2 separate regions of the Homo sapiens genome follow, and region 2 is linked to region 1. The links are chromatin loops, found by intact Hi-C in ENCODE. Cell type or tissue: heart left ventricle. All regions are shown on one strand. Each heading gives the region's core, and the rest is flanking DNA. Links, peaks and the distances in the headings are about the cores only.

What was found. Peaks named below come from ENCODE experiments on the same cell type or tissue, not always from the same donor. Only the 100,000 strongest peaks of a DNase experiment are listed, where the experiment ranks them.
Region 2: it touches region 1 in a loop (4-fold over the local background); 9 of 110 quality-filtered maps call a loop at or near these places.

What each region holds. Positions count from the first base shown.
Region 1 is chr5:178,542,149-178,546,528 of GRCh38, forward strand. All of the region lies in intron 2 of COL23A1 (collagen type XXIII alpha 1 chain), which reads right to left. Among named protein-coding and RNA genes, the nearest start is that of COL23A1, 46 kb to the right of the region's middle. RefSeq lists a silencer at 1,920-2,214. In heart left ventricle, for the core only: no CTCF peak of the experiment used is centred there; a DNase peak (open chromatin) is centred at 2,513; H3K27ac peaks cover 4,000 bases.
Region 2 is chr5:178,329,321-178,333,700 of GRCh38, forward strand. All of the region lies in intron 2 of COL23A1 (collagen type XXIII alpha 1 chain), which reads right to left. Among named protein-coding and RNA genes, the nearest start is that of PHYKPL, 99 kb to the left of the region's middle. RefSeq lists an enhancer at 1,944-2,550. In heart left ventricle, for the core only: no CTCF peak of the experiment used is centred there; DNase peaks (open chromatin) are centred at 2,271, 2,571 and 4,111; H3K27ac peaks cover 2,248 bases.

The sequences.
Region 1 (4,380 bases), core at 129-4,128:
GAGTAGCTGGGACTACAGGCACCTGCCACCACAACCAACTAATTACAGGCACGCGCCACCACAACCAGCTAATTTTTGTATTTTTATTAGAGACGGGGTTTTGCCACGTTGGCCAGGCTGGTCTCGCCCGCCTCAGCCTCCCAAAGTGCTGGGATTACAAAAGTGAGCCACCGTGCCCGGCCCTGTAGCTGGTTACATTTTAATAAAAAGTTTGTAAAAATTCGGCAGACATCAGAGGTACTGATAAGTTTATTAAAGTGACAAAAGCTATAATGGGTGGCAGAGTCACAGAATATTAAGTGTGTGAGGACCCTCTGCCTTTCTGCCCCTGAAGGAAGGGCCTGCGCTGGTCACTGCAGCCATCCCTCTGGCTGACCGGGGGAAAGAACAGAAAGACCAGAGTGAGAGAGTGCTGGAAACAAACCAGAAGGCTCTTACATCGGAAAGGGTGAAAACTACTGGTGTGGAAAGAAATGTGGAAGAGGTCCAGGAAGGCAGGGAAGAAAAAATACCAGAGCTCTAGACAGAAAAATGGGAAGGTGGAGAGGAAGGGGGAGGGGAGGGCTGGGAGCTCTGGGGAGAGTTCCCTCTCTGACTCCTTTGATGGCGTTTTGGTGTAAATCTGAACAGTCTCTGAGTAAGAACGGCCGGGCCTCTGGGGTTCATTTAGGTTGGGCTGCCAGAGAATGGTGCTCCTATACTGCGAAGTCAAAACAATTTTTAAAAGTGTGTTTATACCATGCATTATTTTATTTCTGTAAAAATTAAAATGTGTATCATATGTTAAAGCACAGCAAAAGCTCTGACAGAACACAGACTACACTCATACAATACTGACATCCTAGGGCATGGGATTAGATGGGGTGGTGAGATGCGAGTACAGGGAGACTTTCTTTTAACTGTGGAGCTGTGTGTGTTCGAGGGTTGGAGAGTGAGATCCTTTTGAGAGCATAATTGGCTTGTTTTTTTTTTTTTTGAGCCGGAGTTTCGCGCTTGTCGCCCAGGCTGGAGTGCAATGGCGCGATCTCGGCTCACTGCAACCTCCGCCTCCCAGGTTCAACCGATTCTCCTGCCTCAGCCTCCCGGGTAGCTGGAACTACAGGCATGCACCACCACACCTTGCTAATTTTGTATTTTTAGTAGAGACAAGGTTTCACCACGTTGGCCAGGCTGGTCGTCAACTCCCAACCTCAGGTGATTCTCCCACCTTGGCCTCCCAAAGTGCTGGGATTACAGGCGTGAGCCACCGCGCCTGACCTATAGTTGGTTTTTATAACAGTCCTTTTTTAAAAAAATAAAAGGATGACAGCCTGCTCAAAAGACTGGGGCCATAGGGGTTCTTCAGGAAGAAGAAAAAGGCGTGTTCAGTTATGAAATAAGCCACTCCTAATAGTCCTAAACAATGCCTGGAGTGAGCCCCGGGGGATTGTGACCCTTCCACAGGCGGCTGCAGGGTCTGAGTCTCCACCTTTGGTGTTGTGGGTGGCGGAGGCAGATACCAGTACACCTGGGCCTGCATCTCTCAGCTCCTCCTCCATCACCTCCACCTTCTTTCACCAAAACGGCCTGTCTTAGCCTGTTCATGCTGCTATAACAAAATACTATGAATTGCATGGCTTACAGATTTAGTCTGTGGGGGCTGCTCTAAGAAAACCTACCAGTGGCTTGCAAAAAAGACTGGGTGGCCTACAAACAAGGACAATGTATTGCTCACAGTTCTGGAGGCTGTAAGGCGCCTGCAGATTCAGCGTCTGGTGAGGCCGTTTCCTGGTTCATGGATGATGCCTTCTCCCTATAACCTCACAGGGTCGTAGGGGTGAAAAAGCTCCCTGGGGTCCCTTTTCTAAGGGCACTAATCCCATCACAAGGGCTCCACTCTCATACCCTAATCACCTCCTAACACCATTACCTTGGAGATTAGGATTTCAACATATGACTTTGGGACACAAGATTCAGTCCACAGCATAATCTCCGGGGCATGTCCCTCCTTACACTCTCCCTCCTCCTGCAAGCACTCTTCCCACCTGAGTTTATCACCCCACACAGTCCCCTCCCATGCAACCCTTCCTTCCCCTTCCCACCCCACCACCTCCCACTGAAGTAAAGGGACTAGTGCCCAGGGAACAGAGCTCGCCGCTTACAGAGCCCCCAGCCCAGCCCCTGCTGGAGCTCCTGGATCCCAAGGCGGGGAAGGCAAGTCGGCGGATGCGCACTTCAGGGAGGACGCAGGCGCAGGGCCGGGGAGCTGGGAGGCACCACTTTGCCCTCCTGAAAATTAAGCCCAAGACCTGCCATGGCGGTGGGGAGCAGTCTCCCTCAGATGGGGTCCCCTGTTCTCTCCACCTGCCCCAGAAAACAGCAAGACCGGTGGCCACCCCCGCTGTGAGTACTCTGAGGCCCAGAGGTACAGCTAGGAAGCATGTCCCTCCTGGGTACAGCTGACATGTGAGCAAGCACTTTGGCCAGCACAGCCGGCCTCTATCCCCACTGTGAGACGGGCGGTGCCACAAATGGGAGGTGACGATCAGGGGCGGTCACCTTCCAGTCCTGTAAGTGGCAAAGCTCAGAGGCACTGTGGGCTCAGCCTCCAGGTCACCTGCTGCCCCCGTGCCACTGGGGTAGTACGTTCGGGCCAGACGTGGTGGCTCATAGCTGTAACCCCAGCACTTTGGGAGGCCAAAGCGGGTGGATTGGTGGAGCCCAGGAGTTTGAGACCAGGGAGGCCAGGCTGAGCAACACAGCAAACCCCGTCTCTAGAACAACAACAACAAAAAAAGAAAAATTAACAAAATTTAGCCAGGTGTGGTGGCACGTGCCTGTAGTCCCAGCTACTTGGGAGGCTGAGGTAAGAGGATCATTGAGCCCGGGAATTCAAGGCTGCAGTGAGCCGTGATCATTGCACTCCAGCCTGGGCAACCGAGTGAGATCCTGACTCTAAGGAAACAATAACAATAAATAAAAATAAATAAAGTAGTACATTCCCCACAGTATGAGGGCCATAGAGGGGGTGGGGGGTGTTCTAGTTCCTGATGGGGGAGGCGGGTGCCCCTCATGGGTGGTCTGGGCATCCTCTGTTCCCTGGGCTATGCCCTCCTCTTGAGCCCCCACGCCCCTCACAGTCTCAGGCTACGGCACTTTGAGCCTCTCCCTGTGCTGGCCCAACAGGGGGCTCAGGTTCCGCACGAGGCTACTTCTAAAGACATGACCGGACAACAGGCCACTTCAAGCCCATTAGTGTCATGAAACTCATGACCTCACAGGGAAGGCAGCTCTCCCAGCATTCAGTCCTATTTCTAAAGGCAGAACTGAAAAGAATGAAAAGAACAGTGGGTGCCAGGGGCGGGGAGGAACAAGAGCCTTTGGGAAACTGCAAGGGGACACGGAAGAAAAGGACTTTAACACTCGGCCTGCCAATAACCTACAGGGCAGCAAAAGGAACCTCGAGTTCAAGGGCTCTCCTAAAAGCCAGGAGTTGCTTTCTCTCCATGATTGAGCAGAAGGTCTGCTGAGGGATTCTGGCCCCAAGTGAACCGAGGGTCTAAGCAGGGATGATGTGCTTTTCCACAGGGCAGCCACAGAAGGAACTTGCACCCTGGCACAAGCTGCAGGCACAGCTCCCTCCTATCACCCCCACATCCCACTGCCTGAGGTCCACAGGTCGATTCCCACAGGGATACATGAACAGACATATTTGATGCCTACTGTGTGCCAAGCATTTCCACATAAACTTGCCTCAGTTTATCCTCAAAACAAACCCATAGGGTACATCGTATTACCCCATTTTATGCACAAGGAGTTGGAGAGTTTTAAGAATTAGGTAACTGGCTCAAGTTCCCAGAGCTGGGCCCACCTGCATCCAAACCCTGACACCCCTCCTCCACGAGGCACCCTAGATTCCAAGGAGCCGGGAGGCTGCCCGGGAGGTGCTCACCCTATGTCTCAGCCCTGCCCTGGAAGCCTCAGGCTGAGGGGTGGCCACAGGGTCCCCACCTGGCCAGTAAGACTCTATCTCCCCTCCACCTCAAACAGAGCCATGCACACATGAAATATGGGGTGGCGGGGGGCAGATATGTGTAAGAGGCCTCCTGTTCCCGAGGTGGGGGTATCACCCCTCCATTCCTAGATCCCGTTCCTGCCTAAATTCCGGAACCACCCTGCACCCCATCCTTCCCAAGCCTCAATCCTCATGCATTTCTTCCACTGTTCGCCACTTTTGTCTAGATAGGCAGAGGAGCTGGTTTCTGTTGCCAGCAACCACAGGATGCTAACTTGTTCACCAGCCATCTCAGCTCTTCTCCCAGGACCCTCCCTGGATCCCCTCCCTCCTCTCTGCTCCCAGGATGAGGGTGCAGACCCTGCAAAGCTGGCCGTCTGCCCCCC
Region 2 (4,380 bases), core at 231-4,230, 210 kb before region 1:
CTGGACGGGGCCCCAGTTCCCACTGCATCCCAGCCAGATGAAGAGAGTGGGGCCTCAAGTCTGTCAGCCAGCCCTAGACTCTCCACAAGCCAGGCCCCAGGCTCCCCCTGCCAGCCAGGAGGCAGATAGTCCACAGACCCCAAAAAGCACCCATGCCTACCCACCCCCACCAGGAATGGCCACTGTTTTCTCAGCCAGAAGTAGGGCCAAGGGAAGTCCAAAAACGCCCCGCACCCACCAGGCTCTTAGGGACCCCGAGTCACACCTGTCCCCTCAAGATTCTCTCTGGGCCATCGCAGTCCACCCACACTTGGATGCAGGATGAAAGGCTCACACATGGCTGGGCCCAGTGGCTCACGCCTGTAATCCCAGGACCGGGAGGCCGAGGCAGGCGGATCATGAGGTCAGGAGTGCGAGACCAGCCTGGCTAACATAGAGAAACCCCATCTCTACTAAAAATACAAAAATTAGCCAGGCGTGCTGGTAGGAGTCTGTAGTCCCAGCTACTCAGGAGGCTGAGGCAGGAGAACTACTTGAACCCGGGAGGCGGAGGTTGCAGTGAGCCGAGATTGCGCCACTGCACTCCAGCGTGGATGACACAGTGAGATTCTGTCTCAAAAAAAAAAAAAAAAGAAGAAAGAAAGGCTCACATGGAAGCTACCAGTGGCCTGCTCCCTGGTGTCCTCATCCCCTGTGACTATGGCGCCATCAGTTGAAAGATCCAGGCGGCGGAGGCCTGGGTAGCGTCCTCTGGCTGGAAGGTCCCAGGAGGGAGAGTATTCAGGGGGGAGAGATGCTCCCTGCAGGCTTTTCCCCTGAAAAGCCTGGGCCCCTGGGACCCTGGGACTGCTGCCCTCCCTGCAGAAGAAGGGCCTAGGGTCTCCTGCCCATTTATGAAGGCTCAACTCACACACGCACTGTATTCTGTCGGCTTTGACCTCTTTCAGTTTATTTGGTGCTCAGTCCTCACAGCAACCCTGTGTGGTGTTACTCCCTCCTGACTGGGTCAAGCCGTCTGAAGCCTCCCTCTGCACACGGGTGCAGATCGAGCTATGGCTGAGCGCTGTGGCCCATGCCTGTAATCCCAGTAGTTCACAGGCCGAGGCGGGAGGATGACTTGAGGCCAGGAGCTCAAGACCAACTTGGGCAACATGGTGAGACCTCGTCTCTACAAAAAAATACTATATATGTACATATATGGTGTGCACCTGTAGTCTCAGCTACTTTGGAGGCTGAGGCAGAAGGATAGCTGGAGCTGAGGAGTTTGAGGTTGCAGTGAGCCGAGATTGCACCACTGCCCTCCAGCCTGGGTGACAGAGTGAGACCCTCTCTCAAGAAAAAAAAAAAAAAAGATCCAGCCACCTCACCTTGGCCTGTGTGGCCCTGTCTGATCTGTCCCTTGACACGTCTCTGTTCTCATTTCAGGTCCCTCTACCCAGTGAACCACTAGGACCTCCTCTCTGCTCTTTCACCCCAGCTGCACAATCCTCTTTCAGGGCAGGTGGGCTCTGTGCCTGGGAAGCCCTGCCCACTCCCCAGCCTGGCTACTTCTTGTCACTCAGGTCTCAGCTCAGTGTCACTTCATCAAAGAGGCACCCACTGGCAGTCCTACTGAACAAGCTCCGCCTTCACTCTGTCACATCCTGTCCTGGCTCATTGCATGTTTCCATTCTGCTAGAATGCAGACTTCTCAGCCGGATAAACCTCGTCTCTCTTATTTCCCAGTGCCTGGCATACAGTAGGAGCTTCATAAGTATTGGCTGAATAAGTGAAATGAGAACACGAATGCCCAGTACAAAAGGAGTGACTGGCCCCAAGTTGCAAGCTGGCAGAGGCACTGCCTCCGCTGTCATGCTATGTTCCCTTCTGGGGTACTGGCTTGGGCGGCTTGTGGGTGGCTCTGTGTCAAAGGAACCTCCTGGAAGGCAGAAATGACCCTTCTGGGTATATCTGGCAGAGGCAGTTGCAGCGCCTACAAATCAGAGGAAAGTGAGGTCATGGAAGGTGGAGGCTTTGAGGCCAAACACACCTGGGTGGGTCCCAGCTCTCCAGTCACCTGCTGCATGGCCCTGGGCAAGCCACCTACACTCCCTGAGGCTCAGTTTCCCCATCTGTAAACTGGGCATAACATGGCACTTGTCTTCTGGATTGTTGTGAGGCTCATATGATGCCCTGCATAGCAGGCACCCGGCCAGGTGCCTCAGAGCCCTGTAAATGGTCCCCAAGGAATCCGCGGCCCTCGGGGCAGGGTGCGGAGCAGGGAGGGCGAGGCTCTGAGGACAGAGGCAGCCACCGACAGGAGGGTGGGGCAGGAGTAAACACCATAGGGCGCCTGAGTTTAGACACATGCGCCTGGCTTCTGGGTTACAGGCAGGGCTGGGCCATGTGCAGAGTTTTTCATCTTTTAATCCCAGCTGTTATCAGCTGCTGGGAAATAGCTGAGCCCAGTCTCCTAGCTGGCACAGGCTTCCTCTGAATTCCACAAAGAGAACAAAGAGTTCCGAAATAGTGACACAGCTGTCCTGACCGGCAGCCCGGGCAGTCAGCCGGCAGGGCCAGGCCAGGAGGAAGGCACGCAAAAGCCAAGCAAAGCCACTTGGCTAGAGGGTGGGCACAGCTGCGGGAGGCTGCTGGAGGCCTGGCTGACTAGCCAGCCAGGGACCATCCCAGGCTCTGAGGCTGCTGGGAGACTGGGGGTGACCTTCTCTCTGAGCTGGGCCTGGCACTGTGTGCTCAGGAGCCTTCTGGCGGTGTGAAGGTCCTGCTCCGGGACTACCCCAGGGTGCAAAGTGAGTGGCGTGGCTAGATCCCTGCTGGTGACACCCCCAGACACCAAAGCTACCTCCCTTTCCAGAGCTTGGAGTGGTCGTCTGCAGCTTTTGGTCACCCTCTCCACACCTGGATGCTTTCCACAGCGCAAGCCCCACCTTCCAGCACTCACTGCACATTTCCCTGCTGCCTTGGCTGCTAGGATGCAGGTGTGATTTACGGTCCACCCATCAGAGGTGTCTCAGTGAGATTCGGACTCGGCAGAATTGGGTGGGGACAGAGCATGATCCTGAGCCAGCAGCTGGGAGGCAGCTTCCAGATCTGGCAGGAGAGCTTGGGAACCATTCCTGGAGGCACTGTTCTTTGAGGTCTCTGGACCCCTGAATAACCTCCCACTACCCTTTTTTCTTTTGGCTTAAACTGGCTGCAGTGGATTCTGCCGTCTGCAACTATAAATCCTGAGAAACTCCTTCATGACTCCCTGGCAGGGCTTCAAACTCCGCTGCCTACAGGGATACACAGGTTACACAGACACAAGAAACAGACTCGTTCAGCTAAAATCACAAGGCAGCCCACTTGGTCTATGTTTGATTTTAACAGAGATGTGGTTCCAAGTCACCTTTATTAGAAAAAAAGCATGCAAGCCCCATGGTAAATGGTGATCGACGCTCGACTTCCAGGCCAGAGGGACACCAGGAGTAGGGGACTGTGATGCCCTGGAGACGGGATATCCTATCTAGAGGGAGTGGCTCCTAGATAGTTCACACTGACCGTTTCCAGATCTTTCCATTTTTCAAGAGAAGCCAGACATCGGGATTTTGATGTGAAATATCTCTTATTTTTCATTTTTGACTCATGGTTTGTTTTTTTTTGTTTGTTTGTTTTTGAGACGGAGTCTCACTCTGTTGCCCAGGCTGGAGTGCAGTGGCCCGATCTTGGCTCACTGTAACCTCCACCCTCCGAGTTCAAGCGATTCTCTTGCCTCAGCCTCCAGAGTAGCTGGGACTACAGGCGCCTGCCACCGTGCCCAGCTAATTTTTGTATTTTTAATAGAGACGGGGTTTCACCATCTTGGCCAGGCTGGGCTTGAACTCCTGACCTCGTGATCCACCCACCTCGGCCTCCCAGAGTGCTGGCATTACAGGCGTGAGCCACCGCGCCCGGCCGACTCATGTTTTAAAAAACACCATGCAGGCCAAAAAAGCCCTGGAAGGTCAGCACCTTCCAAGTCTGGGTTTGGCCTGTGGCTGCCTTTGTGGCCATGGCCTGCAGGGTTAAGTTCCAGCTCTTGATGATGGCACTTAGGGCCCCTGGCATGAATCCAGCGTCCTCCCTCACCATCCCTGCATGCAGGGACCCACAGTTCTTATCTCTGTCCCTTATCCAGGCTGCCTCCCCACCCAGCCACGCCCTTTCATGTCCTCACTCCTCTGCCTGGCAACATGCCTGTGCGGCCTGGTCCCAGTGATCAAGCCCTTTGTGAAAGGCATCCCCTGCCTCCTGGACCCGAGGCTTCAGTCTTGAGGCGCCCACAGTCCCCTGCACACCCTTCCATCCTGGCGCTCCTCATCCTGGGTGGTGATCATCAGGGCCTCTGCCCCCAGGCCGGGC